Regions from separate parts of the Homo sapiens genome. Here region 1 is linked to region 2. A link is an interaction called in ENCODE POLR2A ChIA-PET data of the cell type or tissue named here. Cell type or tissue: Panc1. All regions are shown on one strand. Links, peaks and the distances in the headings refer to the core of each region. The heading gives the core; the rest is flanking DNA. Region 1 overlaps PPP1R12A (protein phosphatase 1 regulatory subunit 12A). Region 2 overlaps PPP1R12A (protein phosphatase 1 regulatory subunit 12A).

Evidence for each region. ChIA-PET counts read pairs that join two places held together with the same protein. Peaks named below come from ENCODE experiments on the same cell type or tissue, not always from the same donor. Only the 100,000 strongest peaks of a DNase experiment are listed, where the experiment ranks them.
Region 1: POLR2A ChIA-PET joins it to region 2 with 7 read pairs; 5 of 35 experiments call an interaction of 5 or more read pairs at or near these places.

What each region holds. Positions count from the first base shown.
Region 1 is chr12:79,773,703-79,779,090 of GRCh38, forward strand. PPP1R12A (protein phosphatase 1 regulatory subunit 12A) reads right to left here. Exons shown (of 25, transcript NM_002480.3): 24 at 4,848-4,898; 25 at 1-2,313. The coding sequence ends at 2,227. PPP1R12A-AS2 (PPP1R12A antisense RNA 2) reads left to right here. Exons shown (of 7, transcript NR_187531.1): 6 at 4,649-4,743; 7 at 4,871-5,388. Among named protein-coding and RNA genes, the nearest start is that of PAWR, 85 kb to the left of the region's middle. In Panc1, for the core only: no CTCF peak of the experiment used is centred there; no DNase peak of the experiment used is centred there.
Region 2 is chr12:79,908,071-79,913,458 of GRCh38, forward strand. All of the region lies in intron 1 of PPP1R12A (protein phosphatase 1 regulatory subunit 12A), which reads right to left. Among named protein-coding and RNA genes, the nearest start is that of PPP1R12A, 24 kb to the right of the region's middle. In Panc1, for the core only: no CTCF peak of the experiment used is centred there; no DNase peak of the experiment used is centred there; H3K27ac peaks cover 673 bases.

The DNA.
Region 1 (5,388 bases), core at 188-5,187, 130 kb before region 2:
AATTTCAGAAATTATTCAAATTGGTATCCAAGTAAAGCAATTAGTGAAAAAATACCCATGCAGAATTTAAATATCTCAGAACAAAATTTAAAATGTCTTCATTAAAAGTTCACACATTTAAAATAGTTTTATTCATTTTATTTGTATATGTCAAAATACATTTTTATTTCCAAAATAGTGGGTTTTGCAACTAGTTTCATGCAGAAACAAGGTCTGCTCAATACTACCAATAAAATCAATATAGCACAGTAGCTGTTCAGTTTTAGATACAAAGAATAAATAACCTAAATACAAAACACTAAAATATTAGAAACATGTATTTAATCATTCTTCACAGGCATCCAAACTTCACAAATATAAACCATAGCATGCCTAACTGTTGTGCAACCAGAACATGTTGCAGTCACTCAAACTGATCAGTTATCTGTATATTTTACCTCCACATAAGACCATGGAAATTCTCAATATTCAGACCTACCATTCATACAGTTCAAATATAACCAAAAATAAAACTCCCACAACTATCCTTGTACCTTTAAAATCAAGAATCCTGAGCTTGGTAGTAAGAGCATAACCTTATATCTTCATAAAACCAATCGAGAGAGAGAGGACTTAAAATCCTGCTTACCAAAACACCCTTCCCCAACCCCAAAGTAATCTAAAATAGGCAGTAGAACACAATGACCTTTTAAAATGAAGGGGTACAAATTCACATTTAATATAGTATACAATACAATCAATAATACAATCAGCTACTATAAGCTTTACAATGTACAATTTATTCAAATGGCTGAACTGTTCAGTGGTTAAGGAGACAGTTATGTGCCAGAAAGATGTAGTATTTTTTGCATGGTTTAATGAAAATATAAAAGCTATTTGTCCAAATAAAAGCCATCGTCACTATGTACTTGGTTTTGCGCTTTTTTTTCCTTAAAAAAAAAAAAAGGCCACTGAAATGTATAAAATGGTCTGAACATGATGGTGGTATCAAAGTCGATGCCTCTTCACATGGCAATAACAGTGCATTTAACATTAACTCACGGGTTAATTCTGCAAATGATTTCATAGCATTACTTTGGCTAGCACAACAGTTTTAGACAGCACTCAGATAAATATAGGTATGTGAAATGTAAAGCAATTATCTTATGCAACTTTAATTATGGTTGAGTACTATCAAGTGAAAACTGAAAATAAAAGCACTTTACAGTAGGAAACTTTTGTAAAGATAGGGCTCCACATAATGTGTAACTTTTAAAGTCTTTATATCACATTGTTAGCAAATTTTGTTTTTTAACACTATCATGGAGTAGCCTACTCTGCATTAGCAGACATTTGAAATAAGAAATAGTCAAGCATGCCATGTGGTGGTCTAAAAATCAAAACAATACACTTATTTGTATATACAGCATCACTCAGTACCTGCTAAAATGAATGTGAAGATTACAGAATCTAACATCTTATACTACAATAAAAAAAAAGTGACCAATGAAGCAGAAAATAGGAATTAAAAGATCTAACCTCAAATGACTTTAAAGCATTCATATAAGAAATAAATGCATATTGCACAAACAGTGAAAGCATATGTTCCACCAAGCAATTCAGTTCCAGGTGGGAGACAACACAGCATTAGCCTAATACATGACAATAATCACAGAAGAGCAAGTGTTCTTTTCTGTAATGAAAAAGCTGTGAAAACATAGAAGACTCTGCCACATGAAGAGTTTAGAAGGAAAAAATACAAACCCAAACTTAGATGAAAAGCCAAAAAATTTAAATATCGAAAAACTCGAAACTGTGGCACATCAAAAAATGTTGAGTAACTGTCTTCTGTGAGAGCTGAAAGTTTTTGTTGACACAAAAGTATTTATGTACAACTAAGGCTTACTGGTTAAATATCTGAGGCATATCTGGCCTTGAACACTTTCCTTATATGCTGGAGCTGTAAACAAGTTTTCTCAGTCATTAAAAAAAAATCTTCTCAGCAGCTGCATTAACATGAAACAATGGTCTTGATTAAAAAAAAAAAACAAAAAACAAACCAACAACAACAAAAACACCCCAGAAAATTAAACAAAATGAAACAAAAATTCTAGATAAGAGGGCATTTGGCAGGATATCCGAAAATGACAGTCTCCAAGGATTCTTCCCAGACTTCCAGTGACTGCCAATTATGGTCCACTGGGTTACTAATATGTGCAATTCCATTACTTGCTGCTTTTTTTTTTTTTATTTGGAAAGTTTGCTTATAACTCTGATCAAGGCCCCATTTTCATCCTTTAGCCTCTGGTTGTCTGCTTTTAGGTCTGGTAACATCTATAAAGAGAAAAATTGAAGATCAAGTTTTACCTTCAATATTAAAAGATAAAACATTATTCTTAATAAATGTTATATTTTCACCACAAAACACATGATCAAGCTTTGTCAGTTATATATATTTCTAGTATCTAAAACATGTATCAGGAAGAAGGAAAAAAACCACACCTGGATTTGTAAAGCTAATTAGTTTCATAAATGCTGGAATGAAAGGTTTATTCTCTCCAAATTTTCCATTGAAATTTACTAAATCACTTGATTTTATGACTCACAAGCACACCACATTCCAGCAGCCAAGACAAGCCTGTTTTTGTTAGGATAGGCTCTTAAAAGAGGTTCCTGTCAGCACCTAAACCAAAGACTTTTGCTTTTATGTATGTCAGACCTAAAATCATAATACTTAATATTGTTCCACAAGAAAGTCAAACTACCTAGGAAAACATTGAGGAAATTAGACTTGTTCTAAATTATTAAAATTCCTTAAACGATTCACCTACAGTAGCTCAGTTTAAAATGCCTAAACAATGTCCGATCCCAGATAGATGCTTATTAAATGGTAACAAGCAATTACTATTATTAGAATAGTGCATCATGTTTAAGCTAAAGTAGAAAGTCTGTATCTATGATCCAACTATTACAAAAATAACCAATTTTGAAGCAAATAGCCTCATATCTTCAAACAACACATCTCAATTTTCTGTTGTTTTACAGACAAATTGATGAAGGGGTGAAAATATTACAAGTTAACTGAATACTCTACTAAGGATGATTAAAACTGTATGTTCTTTGCCAGTTTCACTAGGAAATGAAATAGCTCATATTTTTGGTCCCTAAACCATACTTTCCAAAATAGTCCTCTTTCCTCAGTTTTCAAAATGTATTAGTTTATCTAACTTGATAAAAGTAAAACTTCTATTTGCAAAACTAGGTAAAGCAAAATCTTTAAGAAGATTTAATTTTACGTGGAACCAATATGTTCTTATCTGTGTTCAGAATCTTTAAGATATAAAATATAGTAATATTAAGTTTATTCATTTGAATATTTGTAATATAAACTTAAATATAAACTAATGTGGTTCTGACTTCAAATGACATTATTTTGAAAAACATAATGCATGCTTAATCTTCAGCTTCAAAATATATTAATTATATGTAAAATGTTATATACTGTTGGTTTTCTCTCTAGTAAAGAACTGTAAATAATAGTCATATTTTAAGTCCTAAAATATCTGTATAGCTAAAAAATGTGCAAAAGCTTTACAAAAGTACAGATAAGTCTTTAACTTAAATTCCAAAATCATCCCTAATTTTAATGTAGCTCATCAATTGCAATATACAATTAGTGACAATTTCTAACATTCTAAGAAGCCATGCATAATTAGTTATATGATATGCTCCAGACACAATGGCATTAATTTGTAAAAGTGAGCTCTTACAAAACACGCCTACTAATATAAAAACACCTGCCTGGCTCTACCAAGAAGAAATGATGAAACTAAAAATTATAGGTTCACAGACTGCAGTTGCCTATAGAACCCTGAGCGCTTGGCTACCACTCTTGTCAAGGCCCTATTCTCAGTCAGCAGTCGCTCATTTAACTCCCTCAGAGATTGAATTTGCTTTATTTGGTGCAGGTTCTGCAGGAATCAGAACATAAAGAAATAGGAATAAAAAATAAGAAAATGGAAAAGAGTATAATAAGAATGTAATCACAGGTAATTTTTTAAAAATATTACGTCTTAAAGGAACAAGAGATTCAGAAAGGTAAACACTGTATTCCTAAAATTCTATTTCAAACTAAGTAATACATAAGCAAACAAAATACAAAAGATTTGTCTCCAATCTTCAAAGCCATTCAATAATGGTCTAATAACAAACCAAACAATTTAATAATGAAATATCTAAATCTTGAACTTCTAATTCTGTGGGTACAATATACTTACTATGCACTGGTTCATTAATTCACAATGTGATAAAGATTTTATGAAGGACAGTGTGGTAAGAGGTAATCAATTAACTATGCTACTTGTGAAGACATTCAAAACATAATTATTTCTATAGGTAATATGGAGTTTGATAAAATACAGCTCTGCCTGTTCACTCCCCTAATGTCCTTTACTTTCAAAGGAGAACATTTTATAGTAACCCCCTCCACTACTTACTCGCCAAAAAACATGAAAGTATATAGAAACATAAAGAATAAATAATAAATCCTACATCTTATTATTATTGTCTAACTTTTTCTATACCTGAACAGCAAAAGTGCTACACAAATTAATTATCAAAATAATTCGGGTTTTATTTTTTATTTTATTTTTGCTCCTTCTTTTCATAGGTGTTAAGATTTGGGTTTTAGACCCTCTTCTGGCTCACTAAAACCTGGATTCAGGAAGAAAGAGAAGCACCAGATATAGACAGTTCACAAATTGGGTAATCAGCTTTGAGAACAATTAATGTAAACCATATCTATAATAGTATTTTAAACATTAATACATAAACAGCACTCTCTCTCATAAGTAACATAGTTTACTTACTTTGAGCTCTTCTTCCATTTCAGATATTCTTCTTTCTAGAGCTCTTCGTTCCTAGATCGATTTAAGGTACCAATGTTAGTTATATAATTATTATATTCTTAAGTCTTCTTCTATACTGTGAAATAGTGATACTTCAGAATTAAAGGTCCAATCAGGAGCAGTGTAGAAAAGATGTGATGCCAGTGATATGTAAAGAGCTTTCCAAAATTTGACAAAAATAAATATGAAGATCTTTATCCTTAGAGTACAAGCTCTTAATTTAAAGCTTTGACTTTCTGGGAAGATGCTACATAACATATTCAAACTACTTTTTGAGTTCATGTAAAACTTAGAGTGAATCAATACTCAAGACTGAAGACTGTACAGAGAAGAAAAACAAAACTCACACAAAGATGCAATCATATTACAGTGACAGAAGCAGAAAAGCAAGAAGCAAACATGCCTAAAATATGTGTACTTTGCAATTTCAGAGGAATGTAAGAGAAGCTCATTTCCTCCACTCACAATGTGTACTAGCCATTATTTATCCAACTGACTTTAT
Region 2 (5,388 bases), core at 176-5,175:
TCATAAGAATGGGTATCTGGGGTTGAAAACGTTTAGTTAGGATACTAACTAACAATTGATCTTTCCCATATAAGGCTTTCTTTAAACAATGTTAACTCTTACAGTGTCTTCCACAGTAATTAAAGAGTAGAATCCTTTCTGAAAATTCATTTCTATTTAAAACAGGGCGAGGATCCAAAGCACTGTATTTAATTATTTCAGATCTTCAAAGAACACACTGTTTGTAGTAGTGGAAGCATCTATGATAACTACCATACCTAAACTAGACTCTAGCTTTAATTTTATTCCAAAATAGGAAAAGAGCAGTTAATAATAGAAGACCCAAATGCCTTTGAATTTTTTGCTGAAACTAGGAACTGCTTTTCTTGTAGTCTTTTCATTTTTTATCTCCCTGTCATCCACAGTCCTTTAAAACATAGAAGTTCTAAACTTGGAATCAGATTATCCAATAAAAACAAACAAGATTTCAGTAATGGAAGAAATGACTTAATATGAAAGCAGAAGCTAGGAGAAAAGCAGGTATATAATCTAATATAGTTAAATTGAAAATGAAACAGAAGCATTTAATAAGGCTTTTACACAATGTCTTCTGATATAGGAACATTTTAAAGAAGTTAATGGAAATATAAAATACTAACAGAAGACCTGTGACCAGCTAGTTTGGTGTTAGATTTTAGTCATTATATGTTAACAGTGTTCAGATAAAGTTATTTAAAATCAAAGGCTGATTAAATAACCATATGCCTACAGGATTCTCAATTTCTTGTTATATACCACCCATGATTATCAACAGTGAGCCCTGGAGCAACAGAACACATTAGCTGGCAAGAGTAAGACCTTGGTGTACCCTGGATGCATCCAGGAAGTTTCTGGAACACCCCATTGGGGTAGCTTTAGGAGATAACTGACCTACCAGATTTGTTGTGGCCTATCAATTGTCCTATAATTAAGACCCAGGTATTCTTAAGGATACCATGAGGATGGAACCTGGTGATTCAAGTAGTCCAGAGGCACTATGGCATAGCGTTTGTGAGAACACTGTTCAGTCAAACTTCTCAGGTTCAACTCCCAGCCCTGTAATTTATAAGCTTTGTTGTGACCCTACAGTCACATCTGTACCTCATTTTCTTCACAGGTCTAATGGAATAATAAAATGAATAATACCTCATATGATTAATGTGATAATGTAACCGCCTAAGGCATGTCTGTTATATCCTTAAATACTATTATATAAGTGTTTACTATTTACTATTCCAACCAAATAGTTCCCTCTGAAGTCTCAAAGATGTTAATTCCCAAATAGATCCTTCTGAAGACTCAGATATTAATTCCCACAACTGTTACTAGAATCTGTTACAGTATGAACTTAAAAGTTCTGCACCCCGGCTGGGCATGGTGGCTCACGTCTGTAATCCCAGCACTTTGGGAGGCCAAGGTGAGCAGATCTCGAGGTCAAGAGATGGAGACCATCCTCACCAACACAGTGAAACCCCGTCTCTACTAAAAATACAAAAATTAGCTGGGTGTGGTGGTGGGTGCCTGTAGTCCCAGCTACTCAGGAGGCTGAGGCAGGAGAATCGTTGAACCCGGGAGGTGGAGGCTGCACTGAGCCGAGATCACGCTACTGTACTCCAGCCTGGTGACAGAACTCCGTCTTAAAAAAAAAAAAAAAAAAATTATGCATCCCAACTACAGCCTCTGCTTAATGTCATATTGCTTTGTTGTTGTTGTTGTTGTTGTTGTTGACGATGTTTTGAGACACAGTCTCACTCTGTCGCCCAGGCATCATATCCGGCTAATTTTTGTATTTTTGTAGAGAGAGAGTTTCACCATCTTGGCCAGGCTGTTTTAACTCCTGACCTCCGGTGATCCGCCCGCCTTAGCCTCCCAAAGTGCTGGGATTACAGGCCTGAGCCACCCCGCCCAGCCTGTCATATTATTTTTATAATAAAAAAGGGGAGGAATCATTTTGTAAACTGACAACAAATAACATTTATCATTTGGATGCGGATAAAGAAGAAAGCAGTTTACTGGATGAGAAAAGAGCCAATCTGAATTAGTCTAAAAGACCTAATTCAAACATAATGGGATGGGATAACTACAATATCTAATTAAAATGAACCTTAAAACCAGGCACAGTGGCTCATGCCTGTAATCCCAGCACTTTAGGAGGATGAGGTGGGAGGATCACCTGAGGTCAGGACTTCGAAACCAGCCTGGCCAACATGGAGAAACCTTGTCTCCACTAAAAATACAAAAATTAGCGGGGCTTGGTGCTAGGCGCTTGTAATCCCAGCTACTCGGGAGGCTGAGGCACAAGAATTGCTTGAACCTGGGAGGTGGGAGGTTGCAGTGAGCCGAGACGGCGCCACTGCCTGGGCAACAGAGCACGACTCCGTCAAATAAATAAATAAATAAATAAATAAATAGAACCTTAAAAAGTATACTTCAAAGTATAATCCCCATGACTTTATTCTTAAAAAAAAAAACTTTTCCAATCTTATAAGAGCTATGTAAAATTAAAATGTTTTAAATCTAGTTTATTCTACTATGATTTCACTCCTTAAAGTTAATGCATTATTCGAACATGCATGTATATATGTAAACAAACACACATAAACACATCTAATTTCAAAGGCTAGTCATAACACAAAGATGAATACTAACAGTTCAAATCATTTAGTAATTTACTAGTTTAGTGTTAAGTATATGTAGCTATTAAAATACAGAATATAGCTAGTGGCTAAAAAAGTTAGTATTACTGATTTGAAAAGGGAAAGTGGAAAGTAAAAAGCCCTAACTTCTTAATTTCTAACACAAATCACTTGAAACTTAAGCACAGAATTCTGAAGATCAATATAAATCACTGACCAAAAAACCCCCATAACTTCTTCAGTAAATAGAACACTTACAGCATCAAACAAAATCAGAGAGAATGGAAGGGATATTTTTATCTCTACGGTGAACTACTGAAATAGGTTGCTAGCAGCCATGTCCTAACCTATTTACCCCTACTACCAAATTAATCTTTCTGCAGTAGCCCTTAGTTCATTTAATCTACTGTTAGAAATTCACAATTTATGAATTAAGTTTACACTTTCAGGCTTGCTACAATCCATCCTCCCACTCTTTTTTCAGACACCTTTTCTCCATTTCCTAAAACCAACAACCCTCCAGGCGCAACACCCTGAGATTCCATTTCTATCACTCGGCTTCAGCTCCTTCCTCAGCCTCTCTCCTCTTCAGTGCATTTTATCCTAAGCGAACTAACACAGGAACAGCAAACCAAATACTGCATGTTCTCATAAGTGGAAGCTAAACAACAAAAACACATGGATACAAATAGGGCAACAACAGACACTGGGGCCTACCTGAGGGTGGAGGGTGGGAGAAGGGAGAAGATCAGAAAAAATACCATTGAGTACTAGCTTATTACCTGGGTGACAAAATAATCTGTACACCAAACCCCCATGACACGCAGTTTAACTATATAACAAACCTGCTCATGTACCCTGAAACCTGAAATAAAAGGTTTTTTTTTAAGACTTAAAAATTCTAGCAAAATATCTGTTTTACCTTGTTTAATGGAGCATCTCCCAAACATATCATAATTTTTTTTTTTTACTTAGCATGCCTTTTAACATCTTGTAAAGCACCAGCTTTCGACTGAAAAGCCATCTGAGAAAGAGCTCTTGCCTCTACTCCCGTATCAGCCTCTGGAACTGGCCTCCAGGCACAACTCTCCTCTCCACCTCCGATTCCCCCCACCCAATCTGTTCTACAGCCAGCAGCCGTCTCTTAAAAATGCAAATCTGATTAGCACTAAAGCAATTAAAACACTTTAATGCATTTCTAGGGTTCTAGTGTGAAAATGAGCTTATCAAGGTCTCCTGGATCCTCCTAGATCTGACCTCAACCTATCTCTATACTGTTTGCTATACCATTCTTCTCACCCCCTGTGCTCCAGTCACACTGGCCTTCTAGTTCCTCTGCTGAGCATGCTTTCTCCAAAGGGCTTTGCTCTGACCAGAACCTATTTCTCCACCTTTCACCAAGAATCTATCTCTCCACCCTCGACCATCAACTCTTTACCAAGTTACAACTACTGGTCTTTCAGTTCTCACTTCAATCATGACTTTCACAGACTCCATCCAAACTCTCAAAACCTTCTGTTCTTGTATAACACTTTATATTTTTCCTTCAAAATACTTAATACAACTTGCATTGATACATTTAATGAGAAGAGGGTCTTGTTTTGCTAATCTCTGTATTCCTTAGCTCCCAGTATTATGACCGGCACACACAAGGCAGGCAAACATTTTTTAAATTAATGAAACACTGCCAGGCATGGTGACTCACACTGGTAATCCCCACACTTTGGAAGGCCAAGGCGGGAGGATCGCTTGAGCCCAGGAGTTCAAGAACAGCCTGGGCAACATAGCGAGACCCCCAACTACAAAAAAATAAAAAACAGTTAGCTGGGCATGATAGCATGCACCTGCAGTCCCAACTACTCAGGTGGCTGAGGTGGGAGGATTGCTTGAGCTCAGGAGGTCAAGGCTGCAGTGAGCCGTGATTGTGCCATTGCACTCTAGCCTGGGTGACAGAGGAAAGCCTGATTTAAAAAAAAAAAAAAAAGAAGAAATAAAATTAATGAATCTCTGATAATATAATTATCACCTAATCATAATAAGAGAATCCCTATCAACTATAAACATTTTTATAACCAATCACTTTAACAAAAACCTTCAACAATCTCCTGTGGAATTTTAGCTTTAAAATGTATGTTAATCCATAGAGTACGTTTCCATTGCTACTGCATAAGTACAACCAAGCAAGAGATAAACAAATTTTAAATATATTTGAATACATTAGAAATCTCACATACTTCTTACACTAGCAGTGTATGAGAATTCTCGTTTCTCCACATCCCTTCTCAGCATTTGATATCATCAGTCTTTTGTAATTTTAGCCATTCCAGTGGTATGTGCTGATATCTATTGTGCTCTTAATTTGCATTTCTCTGGTGAATGAGATTGAATAACTTTTTGTATGTTTATTACCAATAGAATATTTTCTTTTGTGATGCATCTGTGTATTTTGTTGTTTAAAACACACATGTGCACACGCATATGCACACACAATCTTTTCCTTTATGGGTAATAATCTTTTTGTGTCCTGTTTAAAAATCTTTTCCCTACCCGAAGGTTATGAAGATATTCTCATAGTTACCTTCCAGAGTATCTATTACTTTTGTATTTCACATTTAGATCTACAATCCAACTGGAATTTATTTTTGTGTATGGTATAAGGTACGGGGGAGATGAAGATGAACTTTTTCCCCATATAGACAGGTTGACAAGACTCTCTTTTCCCCACTTTTCTGAA